Regions from separate parts of the Mus musculus genome. Here region 1 is linked to region 2. Evidence: chromatin loops called from intact Hi-C (ENCODE). Cell type or tissue: heart. All regions are shown on one strand. Links, peaks and the distances in the headings refer to the core of each region. The heading gives the core; the rest is flanking DNA. Region 1 holds the start of Lsm4 (LSM4 homolog, U6 small nuclear RNA and mRNA degradation associated). Region 2 holds the start of Rab3a (RAB3A, member RAS oncogene family).

Region 1 (9,257 bases), core at 613-8,612, 79 kb before region 2:
CATTCCAGAGAAATTGTTGGTTCTTTTTTTTTTAAATAGATTTATTTACTTATTATATGTAAGTACACTATAGTTGTCTTCAGACACTCCAGAAGAGGGCGCCAGATCTCATTACAGATGGTTGTGAGCTACATTGTGGTTGTGGGATTTGAACTCAGGACCTTCAGAAGAGCAGTCAGTGCTCTTACTCACTGAGCTATCTCACCAGCCCCGGGGTTGTTGGATCTTTTGTTACTTTTGGCTTTGGTTATGTTGAGGCAGTTTTGCTGTTTTGCCTCTACTTATGGCAATAATCCTGCCTCTCCCCTGGCTGCTGTATTAGCATGTGTTTGTTCAGCCAGAGGAGGGTGGCTTTCATACATTTTTGACACATTTCCATCACACCTTCTCTCCCCCTTTCCTGACCATTTAGGCAAACAACAGTAGCTTCCCCACGGGGCCAATGAGGTCCCCAGCCACAGGTGTAGAGCCACAACCTGTTTGCAGACGCAGACACAAGCCCTCTTCTGGACCAGGACTCTACTCCATCCAGTAAGCGTTGGTGATACCCATAGCAATTGTGCCGCTAATGCCCCGGTGGGCACCTCTGGCTGCTAGCCCCACATCTCCCTGATGCCCATCCTGACTAACAGTCATGGAGGTATGTGTGCTGGGATGACATCATATTATGTCAACCTGACACAAGCTAGAGTCCTCAGAGAGAAAGGAGCCTCAGTTGAAGAAATTCCCCCATGAGATCCAGCTATAAAGCATTTTCTCAATTAATGATCAATGGGGGAGGACCCAGCCCACTGTGGGTGGTCCCATCCCTGGGCTGGTGGTCCTGAGTTCTGTAAGAAAGCAGCTGAGCAAGCCATGGGGAGCAAGTCAGTAAACAACACTCCTCCGTGACCTCTGCATCAGCTGCTGCCTCAGGTCCTTGCCCTGTTTGAGCTCCGGTCCCGACTTCCCTCGGTGATAAACTATGATATGGAAATATAAGCCAAATAAACCCTTTCCTCCCCAATTTGCTTTTTGGTCCTGGTGTTTTGCTGCAGCAATAGAAACCCTAACTAAGACAACAGGTATGAGTTGCTATCCCCCAGCTACTTGTTTTGGGACCCAAGGGAGATGACCCGGTGGGGAAAAGCAAAAGGATCTGAGTTTAAAATCTGTGTAAGGGCTGGAGAGATGGCTCAGTGGTTAAGAGCACTGACTGCTCTTCCAGACGTTATGAGTTCAAATCCCAGCAACCACATGGTGGCTCATAACCATTTGTAATGAGATCTGATGCCCTCTTCTGGGGTGTTTGAAGATAGCTTGAAGATAGCTATAGAACCTGGCGGTGGTGGCACACGCCTTTAATCCCAGCACTCCGGAGGCAGAGGCAGGCGGATTTCTGAGTTCGAGGCCAGCCTGGTCTACAGAGTGAGTTCCAGGACAGCCAGGGCTACACAGAGAAGCCATGTCTCGAAAACAAACAAACAAACAAACAAACAAAAGAAGAAAGAAGATAGCTATAGTGTACTCATACATAATAAATAAGTTGGTTCTCACACAGTTTTTTTTCTTATTTATTAAGCACTTAACCCCCCTGTAAACAACTCACTCCTTTTTTTTTTTTTAAAGATTTATTTATTTATTATATGTAAGTACACTGTAGCTGTCTTCAGACAATCCAGAAGAGGGCATCTGATCTCATTACGGGTGGTTGTGAGCCACCATGTGGTTGCTAGGATTTGAACTCAGGACCTTCAGAAGAACAGTCAGTGCTCTTAACCACTGAGCCATCTCTCCAGCCCCAACTCACTCCTTCTAAAGAAAAAATTTGAAATGTAAGGGTGTGTAAGATTTGTTTTTTAAAGTGTACAGTATGTGTGTGTCTCTCTCTCTCTCTCACTTTTTGGTATAGTTAAAACACTACTGAATGTGTCTTTAGATAGCCCTGTCCTGGTGGTATTTTCAATAGCCACTAACCTTGCCTGGTACAGTCTGGGGGTTGTAAATTGGCATGGAAATTTTAAGCAGGTTCTTGGTACACAGCACAAATTTGTTATATATGGGGACAGTAGTTTATTTTTTGTTTTGTTTTCTTTTGTTTGTTTGTTTGTTTTGTTTTGGGGGGGTTGGTTTTTTGAGACAGGGTTTCTCTGTATAGCCCTGGCTGTCCTGGAACTCACTTTGTAGACCAGGCTGGCCTCGAACTCAGAAATCCACCTGCCTCTGCCTCCCAAGTGCTGGGATTAAAGGCATGTACCACCACGCCTGGCTTGGTTTTATCTTATTTTATTTATTTATTTATTTATTTTCGGGACAGGGTTTCTTTGTATAGCCCTGGCCTCCCGAGTGCTGGGATTAAAGGCGTGCGCCACCATGCCCGGCCTTTGGTTTTATTTTTGTTTTGTTTTTTCATCTTCAGATGTCTCTGATGCAGCTTATATGAAGTAATTGTTGTTCTGTTAACTGAAGACCACTCTAATTGCAAAAAAGAAAAATGCGGCTTTTTTGTTGACATTCTGAATGCTTCTAAGTAAATGCAATTTTTTAATTAAAAAAAAAATGCGTATGTAAAAAGTAAGGCACAGCCATCCATGAGTTGGCACTGAGGAGTCAGAGACGTTGAGGTGCCGGGAGCTCACTGGCCAGCCAGCCTAGCCAGAAAGGAAAGCTTCAGTTTAGGTAAGAGATGCTTCCTCAGCAAGCAAGGTGGAGAGGGATGGAGGAGCTGCTGTCGCATCTGGCCTCTGAAGGCCACAGGAGGCCACATGTACCCTCCCTCATACCTACATACAAGATACACAGTACTGCTGCAAAAGAGAACGTTAAAGAGTTAAAGAAGATAGAACTTCTTTTAACTCTGATACTTGTATGTCAGTTTTCTTATTTGTGTGAGTATGTGGGGTGCTGGGCTCCACTATGTTGGTAGCAGGGATCAAACACATGTCACCAGGCTTCCAGCAAGCTCCTCTGCCTGCTGAGCCATCTTGCAGGCTCAGCTGTTTGTTTTTCAAGACAAGAGTTTCTCTGTGTAGCTCTGGTTGTCCTGGAACTCACTCTGTAGACCAGGCTGGCCTCAAACTCATAGAGATCGGCCTGCCTCTGCCTCCAAAGTGCTGGGATTAAAGGTGTGAGCCACCACGCCCTGTGCCCAGTTGTTCTTTATCCACAGAGTTTGGAACCTGTCCCTATCTTTTTGGAAGAACAGACACACAAGTGCACCTTCCCAGTGTGCAGCAGCCGCCCAGGCCACACTTGGAAGCTCAGCACTGGTGCTGTATCACTTGCTGGGAGCTGTAGGCACACAGAATAGAGGTATGCAGCCTGTTTATTGAGGCTGCTGCTGCTGTGGGCCTCTCCCCTGGCCATCGTGTACACAGGCCCATTTGGCCAGTCAGAAAAGGCTCCTCTGATGGTGGCTGGAGTGCAGGAAGCCAGGTCGGAGGGATGTTTCTCCACTGTGGCAATGGCTTTATTTAATGTAGGGAGCTTTGACCCTTCACCTAGGTGACTTAAGTGACTTGTCACTGAGCAGTAGCACCTCAGGTTTCAAGGCTCCCGCCCCCGCCCCCACTCTGTGTGCAGAAGCATGGGCTAGCCAAGCCTCCCTTGAGGGCTGACGGCAACTTTGCTGGAACTCACCCAGTCTTGCTGCAGGGGTCCAAGTTCCCCGTCATGGGCTGCTTCTTCCCTAGGTATCTCAGATCCTCACATCACAAACCCTTTGGTCCCCATCTCAGAGCTGGATTCTGGGGTGACAGATACTCTCTAATCTTAGACATGAGGTCAGCAGACCCATTGACATATTTCTCTTTTCCTTATTAGTGACAGAGTAAAGTAGACCCGGCTGTTGTTGAACTGTCCATGAAGTGGAGGATGGTCTTGAACCTGTGCTTCTCCAGCAGTGCCTCCACAGTGCTGAGATAGTGCCCATTCTGCTCAGGCGCTGCTCCTCAGCACTTACTGCTTTACTTTATTGTTAGCGGTGGGGGTGGGGGCGGGAGCTCAGGGCTTCTATCCCTCCCGCTGAGCTGCAGTCTTAGTGCGGGAGTCTCACTCCATCACTTAGAAGAGCCCTGGGGAGTGTGCCAAGGGAGTCTCCCGGGTCAGAGGATCCCAACAAGTGAACTCATCGCTAACATTCTGTACCAGGGCCTTTCAGCAGCTTGGTCAAACAGCTGTCCTGCTTGGGACAGCTCAGGGTGGAGCTCTGATTCCATAACCAGTAGCCAAAGAAAATAAAAATAAATAGAAGGGCTAGGAGATGGCTCCATGGGTAAAAATGCTTCCTGATGAGAAGGCTAGGCTGACTTCATGACAAGCTTCAAACTGGCAGTTAAGGAGAGGTGGCCTAAATCTGTTTCCAAGAACTGGCCAATTCCAGACAAGTCCAGGCCTCAGAAGCTGCCCCACCACCTGGCCTGAGGCAAGGACAATGGGTAAGCAACAGTTTCCAGACCTCCCCAGTAAGTTTCCAGCCCCCGCAGCCCTGCCATGGAACGTCCATAGAGATGGACCTCACAGATTAACATAGAGGTCACCTGCCCCGGAATTTCCTAATGTGCTTTAAATCAAACCTCCAAGTTAACATGGGTGTCTATTTTGGTAATTCGAGACTCCAGCATGCTCAACTTCTGCATAATAAGACACTCTTTGAGTTTTCATACTATTTGAGTCCGGAATATCATTCTTTGGCACCCCTACTGGGCAAGCATGAGAACCTGAATTTGTAGCTCAAGAAGACACATTAAACCATGGTGGTGCACACCTGCAATCCCAGCACTCACTAGGATCTCTGGAAGGTCGATACCAGCCTGGTCTACATTGTGTGTTCAAGGCCAGCTAGGGATGTACAGAGAAACACTATGTTCCTCCCAAAATGATAATGATTTTTTTTAAAGCAAGGATTAAAGCTTGATGGCCCACAGTGGCCATCCAGCAGTGGAGAAGCCGAGTCGGGGTCTAATGCAAGTTCATGATCGGCTAGCTTCAGCTGCCACAGAAGCCCATCTCAAAACAGGAAAATCCCAGAGATTTGTTTTCACTTCCTGTCGCCAGGGAACGCCAGACCTGCCGTTCGTGTTCAAAGATTCTATTTGAGTTGGTAAAGACAAAGAGATCCATAAGGGCAAGAATGGAAGGCTAGAGCTGGGCAGTGGTGGCGCACGCCTTTAATCCCAGCACTTGGTGGGCAGAGGCAGGCGGATTTCTGAGTTCGAGGCCAGCCTGGTCTAGAGTGAGTTCCAGGAACAGCCAGAGCTACACAGAGAAGCAATGTCTCGAAAACAAAACAAAACAAAACAAAGAATGAAAGGCTAGGAGCGCAAAATAGGCACCGCGCGACTCGCATGCATTAGCCAGCTTCGCCCACAGTGTGGCGCCGAATTAGGCGCCGAACCAGATCCAGGAGAGCACCTCTGCGCAGGCGCCCTTTCCCAACATACACCCCGTAGTGGGCGTAACTTGTGCTGCGGCCTTTTGCGTCGTTCTAGTGTCGCACTTTACGGCTACCTCTCAATCCCACCGTAGAAATACGGTGAGGCCGTCCGTCTTGTTCCGTAGGTACCGCCCTAGCCCGTCCCGATTGGATAGATGTCCGTTGAGCTGCTCGCTGATTGGTCATAGTTTCTGCCAGTCTTTTTCAGTCTGGGGCGCGCGGTGGGCCGCCGGTGGGAGCGCGTGTGTCTGTGCCGCGGCGGAAGTTATCGCTGCAGGGAAGATGGTGAGGGCCGCGAGGCGGAGGGGCGCGCGCAGGGTCTTCGGGCTGCTGAGAGATGGGGGAAACTGAGGCCGGAGTGACCGGTGTCCCTCCAGGGCCCCAGACGGTCACCGTTGGGGATTTATCTCTTGATGGACACGGTTTTTGCGACCGGAAGAGGGACTATGATCGTTTCCGGGGCTTGTCACCGTCATTGATAGGAAAGCTGCGTTTCCGGGAAATGGGCGGGCTTAATGGCTCACGTGGGCTTCGTTGCCCTCTTGATGCTTATCTGGTGTCTGACCTCAGCTGCCCACGCCTTTGGCTGGAAATCCAGCTCAGAGAGCGGGTTGATTCTCTCCCTGGGACACACAGCATGTCTTGCTCAGGAAGAAAGGATTTTTTTTTTCTCCTAGTTTAGGCTCAGGCCTCCTCAGTTTGGGGACTCTTAGACCTGGCATAAACAAGTAAAGGAGGCCAGGTTTCCCCCTGCTCTGTCGAGGGGCGCGTTGGCCTAAGTGAGGAGAGCCACATATTCCCATCTCCCCAGTTCTTGATGGTAGGATATTTGGTTTGTTTTTTGGTTAGGCTTTCTGATCTGAACTGACATAATCCAGGCTAACCTCAAACTCCTGATCCTCTTGCTTCAGTCACTGGAGTATGGAAAGGACACGTGTATACTCCACATTTGAGTCAGGATGTGAGGCAGGGTCTCATATAGCCCAGGCTGCCTTTGAACTCCATTTGTATACATGCATCACTGTGAACTCCTGACCCTGCCTTTACTCCAGAATGACCCTGGGTTTTGTGGTGCAGGAACTCTAGGCCTAACACATGCTAGGTAAGCACTCCCCACTGGGTGTACCCTGAGCCTTCCTGAAGGGATGGCCAGGTGCGTCCAGGACTGGACACCCACCTCATGCAGGTGCGCACAGACACTCCCATATCTCTGCGGTCAGGCTGGTACAGGAGTGTCCCAGCTGAACATTCCTGAACTCAGAGCCCTAGACTTGGTTCTTTAGCTATCTCATCTACACACTGGATCCCAGAGAGTCTGGATGATGGCTGAGAAGGAATTTCCCTTCCTGGAACTGGCTCCTCTAATGGGAGGTGCTGGGACTGGATTCCAGAACGGGTGGCTATAACACCTGCAGCTGCTCTGTGTAAAGCTATGTCTCCTCCACTCAAAAGCCTGTGACTATCCCAGCTCCAGCCTCCCTGTCTGCCCTGGCCCATTTCACTCTGAGCTTTTTCTTCCTTCATTTTGGGGAGACATTCCTAATTACTTCTTTCATTCCTCTCTCCCACTGCACACACAGTAGGGGAGTGGGGGGTTGTGGTGGCCTGTCCCTACACCACACTTTTCTTACCTGTGGCACTGGACAGGATGCACCTGTGCTGGGTGTCCCCACCCCTGCGTGTTCAGCAAGTGTTTACTGCTCCTCCCTGCTGCAGCAGAGCCCACGCCCACACTGACCTTGTGTCTAGCCAGGGAGACTGATGCTAATCACCCATAATTAGAGAGCGGCTTCAGCTGCTGAGCTGGAAACAGGCTGGCAGCCTAGGGTGGCCATTAGGGTCCTGACCACAGGAGGGGACATGCTCAGCAGGATTGGGCAGAGAGTCTAGGGAAGGGCACCCTGGGTGGTGGCTGGGGCCCTGGCAGGAGGAACGAAAGTTGAGCAGTAAGGCTGGACCTTGCCATCGCTGCCTCCAGGCTGTGCTGGGCCATAGCAGTTCCGGAAGAGCTTTGTGTGCCTCTATTCTTGTTTAGCAATGTTTGCCCTTGAGCCCTTGCTGTGCCTTGTATTTGGGAGTTTGACTATTCTATTCCTTTATTGAAACAGGATCTCATGTAGCCCAGGTTAGCCTCACACTGTAGCCAAGGATAACCATGGCTCCAACTACCTGGAGCTTAGCCATAGGATGCTATACTGTGGCTCTTTTCTGCTGTTTATTTGAGGATCAGGGTGGACACCATTGTCACTGATCACCAAGGCCACCCACCCACCCACCAGCCATTTTCACAAAAGTCATCCTCTGCCTCCTACCCTTCCAGGAAGCCTCTGCAGGAAGTGGGCTAGAGCTTCACTTCCCTGCCACTAACTCCTCCCCGCCCCTCAGCTCTTCTTGGGAAGGGCCTTGTACTGTAGGCTCCCCCAGTCCTCTCATGACCCAAAGTCCCCATGCTGGGCATGATGGCCCTGAGGATCTGGGGCTCTTGTTGTTTGTTTCTTCTGTTTTTAAAATGATTTATTTTTATTTCATGTGTTTTGCCTGCATGCATGTGTCTGTGAGTGTGTTGGATCCCCCTGGAACAGGAGTTATAGATGTGTGAGCTACCATGTGGGTGCTGGGAATTGAACCCAGGTCATCCAGAAGAGCAGCCTGTGCTCTCACCTGCTGAGCCATGTCTCCAGCCCCTCGTGTAGTTGTTTGTTTGTTTCACTGTGTAACCCAGTTGGCCTGGAACTTATAGATAATTCACCTGCCTCTGCCTCTCAGTGCAGGGATTGAATGTGTGCACTGCATGCTTGGCTGTAATTTGATTTTTGTGTATTTTGAAGACAGGTCTAATGTAGTCCAGGCTGATCTCAGACTGTAGCTGAAAATAATCTAAAATTCCTTATCCCCCTGCCTCAGCCTCCCTGGCACTGGGATGACGGGTGTAGCACAACACACCTGGCTTTATGTTGGTCTTTATGATGCTGGCTCTGGAAGGCAAAGTGTCACTAGCCTTGCTGTCACCTTGACCTCAGCCCTGGGGCTCAGGCAACCCAAGTCACCTGTTCTGGAAGCACATGGACGGGATGTGAAGCAGGCTGGTGTGCAGTCCTGTGCATTTAGAAGGCTGTGGCCAGCCTGGGCTTATGACAAGATTCTGCCTCAGAAAAGCTACCTCCAGACAGAGGACTGTGCCCCGCTTCTGTGGTTCCAGGTGACAGAAATTGTGGAGAAATGACCAAAATGGTCCGGGAGGTCCAGGTGGCTCACATCTGTAGAATGGGATGATGTGAGGTTACCTGTGACCTGAAGACAGGCGAGTGCATTGGGGGTAGCCATGCCCATGTGGTCGTCCCTGAATTGAGGACTACACCTCACACTGACTTTTGCCTTCCAGCTTCCCTTGTCGCTGCTGAAGACAGCGCAGAATCACCCCATGGTAAGCACTCTGGGCCACCTCCCTTCATGTGCCCACAGCTCAGTCTTTTGCAGTTCATGATTGAAGGCCTGGCAAGATGTCTCAGTGGGTAAAGGTGCTTGCTGCCAAGCCGAAGGACCTGAGTTCAATCCCCAGGACCCATGTGATGATGGAGGGGTTCATGACTTCCCTGAAGTTGTTCTCTGCCCTGTCTGCACACAGACAGAATGGCAAATGCAATACAAAGGAAAACGTTCACAAAGAAATCTATAGCCGGGCATGGTGGTGCACGCCTTTAATCCCCGCACTTGGGAGGCAGAGGCAGGCGAATTTCTGAGTTCGAGGCCAGCCTGGTCTACAAAGTGAGTGCCAGGACAGCCAGGGCTACACAGAGAAACCCTGTCTCAAAAAAAAAAAAACCAAAAAAAAAAAAAATCTTTT
Region 2 (9,105 bases), core at 1-8,000:
GCTGAGGTTGAGCTGCCTCAGCCGCCCACGGAAGACGACCCATGGCCCATGGCCCAGATCACTGAGCTGCGTAGGTCCTCCCACACCAGCCTTCCCACAGCTGCTATCCCACGCTTTGGGGTCCAGACAGATCAGGAGGAGCAGCTGGCTAAGGTGGGTCTCCCCAGAGCCACGGGCCTCAGTTTCCTAACCTGTACATGGAGCTCGAGGGACAAATGTGGCGCTGCTGTCACTCGTAGGAGCTTGAAGACACCAACAAATGGGGACTTGATGTGTTCAAAGTGGCTGAGCTGAGTGGGAACCGGCCTCTCACAGCTGTCATATTCAGCGTCTTCCAGGTGCCTCTCCTGCCTTTGCTTTGGGCTGTCCTGTTCCGGCCTTGAAAAGACCCAGATCGGAATGGCGGAGCCCTGACCTGTACTGGTGGTGGGTAGAGTAGAAAAGGGGACAAGGGCAGAAGGAACTCAGGATTGCAGCAGCACCAGGACATCCTGGAGGAAGGGGCATTGGACACAGAGGAGAGGAGTGGGGTGAGGTGAGCTGGAGCCCCAAAGCCAAGGCCCTGAGATAGGTCTGTGTTGCACCAGGAACGAGACCTCCTCAAGACGTTCCAGATCCCAGCAGACACGCTGCTGGCGTACTTGCTGACACTAGAGGGGCACTACCACTCCGACGTGGCGTACCACAACAGCATGCATGCTGCCGATGTGGTGCAGTCCGCACACGTGTTGCTGGGCACCCCAGCCCTGGAGGTACCACACCCAGCCAAGGACATGGGTGGGCAGGGCAGAGCAGTCACCCTCCGCCCTGACGCCCAGGCTCTATCCAGGCTGTGTTCACGGACCTAGAAGTCTTGGCAGCTATCTTTGCATGTGCTATACACGACGTAGACCACCCGGGGGTCTCCAACCAGTTTCTCATCAACACCAGTAAGTGAGGTGAACATAGCCAGAGTTGCCCAGTATGTCCTCAACTGTCCTATCTTGCAGACTCAGACGGGTGTCCATGACTTGAATGGCTTTCTCCTGGAAGGGGCATTAGAGTTTGGGCTCCCCTGCATACATAGGAGTTGGCCAGTGACATTTCTCCTCAACAGTGTTTGGGTGGAGTTGGATCTTGAGTCCCTGGTTGTCCCCACAGACTCAGAGCTGGCACTGATGTACAATGATTCATCGGTGCTGGAGAACCATCACCTCGCGGTAGGCTTCAAGCTCCTGCAGGGGGAAAACTGCGACATCTTCCGGAACCTCAGTACCAAGCAGAGACTGAGTCTGCGCAGGATGGTCATAGACATGGTGACGTCACGGCACGGGGCAGTGATGCCCTACGAGGGTTAGGCTTCCCACACAGGCTGCATGGCAACAGGCACGGGGTTTCCAGTGGCCCGCTTGATTTATCCCAGTCAGTGGGTTGTCGGGGGTTGAGGGTCGCATATTTCATCTATAAATTCAATACTATATTAGGTGCCTGTTGTGTACTGACTTCACCTGTGCCCTTTGGGTATTCCTCTGTTTGTTATCTACGTTTTCTAAGTTCATCCCCCTGCCTTCACTTCTGTGCTGACAGGCGGGCATCTTCAGTTGACAACTGTGCCGCCCAGTGTTTCCATCCTCCCTCTCACAGGTGGGGATACTGAGGCACAGGTCTCAGAGGCGCAGCATCCTTAATTTACTGTCCTCCCAGGTGCTGGCCACAGATATGTCTAAGCACATGAGCCTTCTGGCCGACCTCAAGACCATGGTGGAGACGAAGAAAGTGACCAGCCTTGGCGTCCTGCTCTTGGACAACTACTCTGACCGCATCCAGGTTTGTGAGGCGGGGCCATAGCCTCAGTTTTCAGCTTTAGCTTCCTGAGAGAGTCTTACTCTGTAGCTCAGACTGCTTCAGTAGTCAACAGTCTCCTGCCTTGGGCGCGCACCACCACACTACACTCAGCTTTGGGATGTGGTGAGGTGGGGCGTGGCTGGGCCTTGTGAGTCCCCCCATACCCAACAGGTTCTCCAGAGCCTGGTGCACTGCGCTGACCTCAGCAACCCCGCCAAGCCGCTACCCCTCTACCGCCAGTGGACGGAGCGCATCATGGCCGAGTTCTTCCAGCAGGGTGACCGGGAGCGAGAGTCGGGTCTGGACATCAGCCCCATGTGCGACAAACACACAGCCTCGATGGAGAAATCCCAGGTGCGGGAAGGGAGCTGTGCCCACTACAGGGCGGAGTCTTTCTTGAGACAGGGTTTTCTGTGCAGCCCTGGCTGTCCTGGGACCTCCTCTGTAGACCAGGCTGGTCTCTGTCTCAGAGATCCGCCTGCCTATGCTTCCCAAGTGCAGGGATCAAAGGTGTGCGCCACCAGCCAGCTAGGGCAGATGTTTTGATTTGTTGTTTTGAAGACATCTCATTTTGTCACCCTGGCTGGCCTAGAACTCACTGGCTTGAGATCACCCTGCCTCAGTCTCCTCCTGTTGTGCCAGGATGGCTTTTTTCAAGAGGATTTTGAAGGATGAATAGGAGTTGGCAAATGAGAATTCCAGGCTGAGAACACCAGGTGGCCAACTGTGAGATGGGACTAATTCTAGGTTTCACTGGGTCTCACTTGCCCCTTCTGTGATCACCCTAAGGTGGGATTCATTGACTACATCGCTCAGCCATTGTGGGAGACATGGGCTGACCTAGTGCACCCCGATGCTCAGGAGCTTCTGGACACCTTGGAAGACAACAGAGAGTGGTATCAGAGTAGGATTCCCTGCAGCCCTCCACACACCATGGGCTCGGACAGGTTCAAGTTTGAGCTGACCCTGGAGGAAGCAGAGGAAGAGGAGGAAGAGGAGGATGAAGGGCAGTGCACAGCACTGAACAGGGAGTCCTCAGAGTTACCCAGCACTTAACTCCTGTCCTCTAAGGCCAGCCCAGAGCCCAGGGTCTGCTTTGTCCAACAAGAGTTGGGCTAGCTTAGTGTGGACCGTGGAGTCCTGGTCAGGCCATGGGCACCTATGGGCACTGATGACGTTCCACCACTCAAAGAGGACAGCCAAGGTTTACACAGAGCCAAGCCTGAGGGAGGCTGGGACCAGCTCTGCCCACAGACTGGAATGGCACCAGCCCTGGGAAGCGCCGACTCCTGCATCTCAGAAGACAGACTTAGACTCAGCTGCAGTCTGCACGTCAGCTTCAGCACATGCAGTCGGACTCTGTGTTATGGTTTAGTTGGTTTCTTTTTTGGCACTAAAGATGGAACCAATGTTGCCTTCACCAGTCCAGCTGCAAGCCTTTACTGAGTCCCTCGGGGGAATCCCTTTCGTAAAATGCGGGCGGGGAACACTTCCCACTGAGGTCTGGTGTCTCCTGACACCATTGGCTGCACAAGACTCTTCTTAGATATCAGGAGGCCGGTGACCCTCCTAGAAGACCACTGCAGGCCTCAGTCCTCCCATCAATGAGGATCCCCGTCTCCGACAAGATTGGGCTTCTCAAACCAGTGTGCTGGTGCACCTCTCTTCACCATAGGCATCCCCCAGACTTGGCTGTGTGTGTGTGGAGACAGCTGGTCCAGGCTGGGCAGCCTGACTAGAAATAAAAAGAGCTGGAAGTGGGCTGGAAAGATGGCTCAGTGGTTAGGAGCACTGACTGTTCTTCCAGAGGTCCTGAGTTCAAATCCCAGCAACCACGTGGTGGCTCACAATCATCTGTAATGGGATCTGTTTTTTGTTTTGTTTTGTTTTGTTTGTTTGTTTTCGATACAGGGTTTCTCTGTGTAGCCCTGGCTGTCCTGGAACTCACTCTGCAGACCAGGCTGGCCTCGAACTCAGAAATCCACCTGCCTCTGCCTCCCAAGTGCTGGGATTAAAGACATGTGCCACCACCACTGTGTGGCCTGAAATGGGATCTGATGCCCTCTTCTTTTGTGTCTGAAGAAAGCAATGGTTACTCACATATAATAAATAAATAAATCTTTAAAAAAAAAAAAGTAGCTGGAGTGTGGCTAAGGGGTGGAGCTTCTGCCTAGAATTGCCCAATGAGGGGCTTGGGGTGTGGCTCTGGTAACAGAGCTTTAGCTTTTGGGAAGTCCTGAGTTCCATTTCTATCACTGCAAAAATAGAATAAATAGAAGAGCACTGCAGGCCTCAGTCTTCCCGTCAATGAGGATCCCTGTCTCTGACAAGATTGGGCTTCTCAAACCAGAGTGCCGGCACACCTCTCTTCACCATAGGCGTTCCCTAGTCAGGGTTCTCTAGAGTCACAGAATTTATGGGTATTCTCTATATAGTAAAGGAATTTATTGATGACTTAGAGTCTGCAGTTCAACTCCCAACAGTGGTCAGCAGCAGCTGTGAATGGAAGTCCAAGGATCTAGCAGTTGCTCAGTCCTACACGGCAAGCAGGTGAAGGAGAGAAAGCCTTCCTTCTTCCAATGTCCTTATGTAGGTCTCCAGCAGAAGGTGTAGCCCAGATTAAAGGTGTGTGCCACCACACCTTTAATCACAGATGACCTTGAACTCAGAGATTTCCCTGTTTTTGTTTTTTTTTTAAAGATTTATTTATTTATTATATGTAAGTACACTGCAGCTGTCTTCAGATGCACCAGAAGAGGGTGTCAGATCTCATTACGGATGGTTGTGAGCCACCATGTGGTTGTTGGGATTTGAACTCAGGACCTTCGGAAGAGCAGCGGTACTCTTAACCACTGAGCCATCTCTCCAGCCCATGAGATCTCCCTGTCTTAATCTTCTGGAAGCCATAGCCACTATGTCTTAAGATCTCCATACCAAGATCCAGATCAGAAACTTCTATCTCCAAGCCTCCAGATTAGGGTCACTGGTGAGCCTTCCAATTCTGGATTGTAGTTCATTCCAGATATAGTCAAGTTGACAACCAGGAATAGCCGCGACACCTACTCATTCTCTTGTGTGGAAACTGAGTCATAACTAGTCCCTCAGAGCTTATATACTAAGAGTGGGCACTGGTGCCCCCTGGCGGTATGACTGATTCCCTGTTTGTTTTCCAAACAGTTCTTTGGCCGTTTTGAGACAAGGTCTCATGGTCTCAAGTTCTAATGTCAGACTTGTTTGCCGCAGAGGATGACACTAACGTTATTTTCTTGCCTCCACCATTCGAGTGCTTGGCTGGGGTAACAGGCATGTGCCATGGGGGGGGGGGGGTCCCTCTCTTTCCCTTTTCCTTTTTCCCTCTGAGCCTGTAACTCTGCACCTGACCAAGGCCTCCAAGGAGCCAGAGTGGCAGGCGACTTCCTCTGTAAATATTATGACTCGGGCTATTCATCCCCAGGAGGCACAAAAGGCCATCTGGGGTCACACACTGGAACATTTCCTTCTTCCTTCCAGATGTCTTAAGAGGCGACCCTTAGAGATTTCTTGTTAAACAAAGTCATGTGTGTTCACTGTGGGAGAATTTGGAAGTCACACAAACCTGATGACGTGAGTTCCATTCCTAGGACTTGTGCTGGAAGGAAAGAACTGACTTCCTAGGTTGTCCTGTGACACTCCCCTCTTTCCAACACAAATAAATGAATATAACTTAGAAAGATTTGAGGAACAGCTTCCCTCTGTCCCTTCTTCTGCCTGTGCTCTTGTTTGCCCAGGCCTTTAACACACTTGCTTCATTCTTCCAGACAGCTGTGCTGTCCTCTCTGGGGAGCCTCAAACTCAGAAATTCCCAAGTGCTGTGTAATTAAAGGTTTCTGTTACCATGCCAGCAGTTTCCCCGCACACGTTTATAGTATGAAACAGGGTCTCACTTTGTGATCCAGGATGATAAAGAACTCAACAACCCTCCTGCCTCAGCTTTCCAAGTGTTCCGATGAAGCCTTGCCACCTACTGAGCTACCAGCACAGTTCTCCTGGAGCCCTTGCTTGGTGGTGGAAGCAAATGGGTTCCTCCCCTAACCTTATCCCTTCGGAATAAATCCAAATCAGGCTCCAGTGTCCCAGGCTCCTCCTGCACCCTTTCTGTCCTCAAACCCGGTCCCGGTCCCCACAGTAGCCTCCGCGTGGGCCCGGAGCTCGCTAAGTAACAAACTGATGGTCACTTTGTGTCTCTGCATGAAGTGCAGGGGAAGCAGGAAATAAGCTTCCTCCAGCGGCCCCGGATTGGGCGGGGCTCCAGGCTCCTCGCGGGGGTGGACGAGCATCCAGGCGACAAGTTATTCTGGTCCATTGGCGCCTCCGCAGCTGGCGGGGAGGTCTATAAACAGGGCCAGGACACGTTCCCAGTTCTGCTTCCTGTGGGAATGGAAGCGATGGGGACCCTGCCCGGCCGCACGGAGAGGAAGAATAGGATAGACCCCAGATTCCCACCTTGACAGGCAGATTTGCAGGAATGAGTCGTGTGTATCATAGCGGCTTGGAAGTCTGCATTTCTGCGCCCACCTTCCTGAGACACAGGGTTACCCGGGTCCCAGTGTCCATATCGTAAAGGGCGTTGGGCAGCTACTCTTGAATCTTCTCTGCTTCCTTGGTCTTTCATTACAATTTTGGAAGACTTATGGGTCAGGATACTTCTGAGCCCTAAGTGCGCAAGGAAGCAAGGGGTTCTCTGGGGACTCATCAGACCCTTTTCTCTTTGCACAGACCGGATTTTCTCCTTTATTTCTTTGAGGCAGGGTTTTATGTGGATCAAGCTGACTTTAAGACACTATGTAACTGAGGATCACCTTGGACTTCTGCTTCTCCCCTCCTTCCCTTCTCCTCCCAGTGCAGAGAACAGGAGCCTGGATCAACCCAGGTCTTTGTGATGCAGGTTCCCCACCAAACTGAGAATTATCCTCAGCCCATCAAAAAACAGTTCTTTCTTTCTTTCTTTTTTTAAAAATTATTTATTTATTTGCTTGTTTATTTTGTTTTTTGAGACAAAGTTTCTCTTCATAGTCCTGCTGTCCTGGAACTCACGTTGTAGACCAGGCTGGCCTCGAACTCACAGAGATCTGCCTCCATCTCCCTTCTGAGTGCTGGGACTAAAAATTCTGTGTGGTCTTTAATGAGTTTTTTGAGCCCTAAAATGTAATCAAGATGTATGCCTGCCAATCCAACACTTGTGAGGTGCAGGCGGGAGGATCAAGAGTTCAAGATCAGCCTCTGCTACTTGGCAAGTTCGAGACCAGCTTGTTACTTGAGACCATTTCTCAAAACAAAACCTAAACTCCTGAGTGCTTCACGTCTCAAAAGCAAGGACTTCTAACCACAAGTTTCCAACCAGAGCTAGGTCCTGGCCTCAGCCTCTCCGCCCTTCAAACACCTAGCAGTCACCATTGGGCCTCTAAAGACGTAGGAATCGCTGATTTGATATTCGGTCCGTCGCTCGAGAGCATCAGCCAATGGAAACTTCATGCCTCCCTAGAGCCCCGTCTTCCAGTGGCTTACCAGGCCCTGCCCCTCTTCTGCCGGCGCAGGCCAGTGTGGTCCCGCGGCTGTCGATGCAGTCCCTCCCCTAACGTCACAGCTTCGTTTGCATAGAAAGCCCCGCCCCTGGCTTTGCAGGACGTCAGCTAGGACTGCAGGGGCCTGAGCCTCCTCCGCTGCCGCCTGCAGCCCCCGCCGCCGCCTGCATCCCCCGCATCCTCTTCTGGGGCCCGGTCGCCAGCGCAGTCGCCACGGTCGCCGTCGCCAGCGTTGTCTCAGCTTAGAGAGGGTAAGGGTGAGCGCAACCCAGGTCCACACACTGAGGAGCCCGCGTTTCACTGACAGCTGGGGGATCAAGGGGAGCGCAACTCGGGTGTAGTGGCTATGGGTCTCGCATTTGGCATTCTTGGTCCCGCATCCCGCACCCCTCGCCCTTAACCTGGCACCTGGGGCCCGGGCTCTGCGACAGAGGGGGAGGGGAAAGCCAGGCCTTGCGGGAGGCTTGTGCGTGCTCGTGCTCGTGGGGTGAACACGCGTGTGCGCGCCCGCTGGGCATGGAGAGGCTCGAGTGACCGCAGGACGCGCAGCGTGCACACTTGTGATACGTTGTGCGTGCATGGTCCGCGTGCGCGGTGCGCGTGGATCTTAGTTCAAGTATGTGCTCACACGCGTGTGGAGCCATGCGCGTGTGTGGTGTGTCCTCCCGGATGGCCAGGTACAGTCGTGCATTGGTGCAGGGAGCTGTGCTCACACATGGGCTTGCACACACCATACATGTCTGCTTGTTTCGCCTGTTAGCACCACTCTTGCATGCAGGGCAGGTGTTTGGGTCTGCCTGCCCTAGATGCTTCATTGTGCTTGTGTGTGTGTGTGTGTGTGTATGCGTGCGCGCTCTTGTGCTCGCGATTTTGTGTGTGTGAGCCTACGTTCATCCTGTCTTCGTCACGTGATGTGGCTATCTCAGGGCCCCAGTTCTTGCAGGAGAAAAATAAGGATGAGCGAGAACTGGGGATCCTCCTGTATTCATGTTCCGGTGTGGGTCTCTGTGAGAGACTGATGGGAAGGCAGAGGAGGCTCAGTCTTCCCTCAGGGTACAGGGGAATCTGAGGTTCACAGCCTGCTTAAAACCTTGGTGCTGTCAAGGTCACAGCTCTGCCTTATGTTGGTTGGGGGGGTTGAGCATGTGACATTGGGGGGTATCCTCACCTACCCCTGTGCCGTGCCCACCCTGTGCGTGGTCCTGATGCTCCCCTCAGGCCCTCTGTGCCACGCCTCCCGCAGATGGCTTCCGCCACAGACTCTCGCTATGGGCAGAAGGAGTCCTCAGACCAGAACTTCGACTATATGTTCAAGATCCTGATCATTGGGAACAGCAGCGTGGGCAAAACCTCGTTCCTCTTCCGCTACGCAGATGACTCCTTCACTCCAGCCTTTGTCAGCACCGTTGGCATAGACTTCAAGGTCAAAACCATCTACCGCAACGACAAGAGGATCAAGCTGCAGATCTGGGTGTGTAGGGCTGGAGGGGAGATGTCTTCCTGCCAACCCCCACAAAAGGAAGCTGAGGCTAGCCATCGGCTGGCGCTGGGATTTAAGGCCTGCATCTCCATCCCAGTATGAGCTTCCCGTTTTCCTAAGTCCCGAGCATCCCCACTCATCTTCTAGCATAGTGTGGCACAGGGCATTCAGGCAGCACCCAGTACATGTTTGTTGAGTGACTAAGTGGCCTTGCAGTGACCCATTTGGGTCACTGTCTGC

The links. Hi-C counts contacts between places; a loop is a spot of excess contacts. Peaks named below come from ENCODE experiments on the same cell type or tissue, not always from the same donor. Only the 100,000 strongest peaks of a DNase experiment are listed, where the experiment ranks them.
Region 1: it touches region 2 in a loop (2.9-fold over the local background); 3 of 42 quality-filtered maps call a loop at or near these places.

The regions. Positions count from the first base shown.
Region 1 is chr8:70,667,760-70,677,016 of GRCm38, forward strand. Lsm4 (LSM4 homolog, U6 small nuclear RNA and mRNA degradation associated) reads left to right here and starts at 5,472. Exons shown (of 5, transcript NM_015816.4): 1 at 5,472-5,698; 2 at 8,796-8,837. The coding sequence starts at 5,696. In heart, for the core only: a CTCF peak has its summit at 5,355; DNase peaks (open chromatin) are centred at 4,122, 5,562, 5,882, 6,562 and 2 weaker places; H3K4me3 peaks cover 2,285 bases; H3K27ac peaks cover 4,115 bases.
Region 2 is chr8:70,747,228-70,756,332 of GRCm38, forward strand. Pde4c (phosphodiesterase 4C, cAMP specific) reads left to right here. Exons shown (of 17, transcript NM_001310465.1): 10 at 1-153; 11 at 240-338; 12 at 588-752; 13 at 830-929; 14 at 1,141-1,295; 15 at 1,684-1,806; 16 at 1,996-2,178; 17 at 2,614-3,959. The coding sequence ends at 2,880. Rab3a (RAB3A, member RAS oncogene family) reads left to right here and starts at 7,476. Exons shown (of 5, transcript NM_009001.7): 1 at 7,476-7,636; 2 at 8,629-8,856. The coding sequence starts at 8,629. In heart, for the core only: CTCF peaks have their summits at 4,975 (motif pointing left) and 7,539; DNase peaks (open chromatin) are centred at 3,304, 5,314, 6,094, 7,364 and 4 weaker places; H3K4me3 peaks cover 2,243 bases; H3K27ac peaks cover 2,351 bases; H3K27me3 peaks cover 3,580 bases.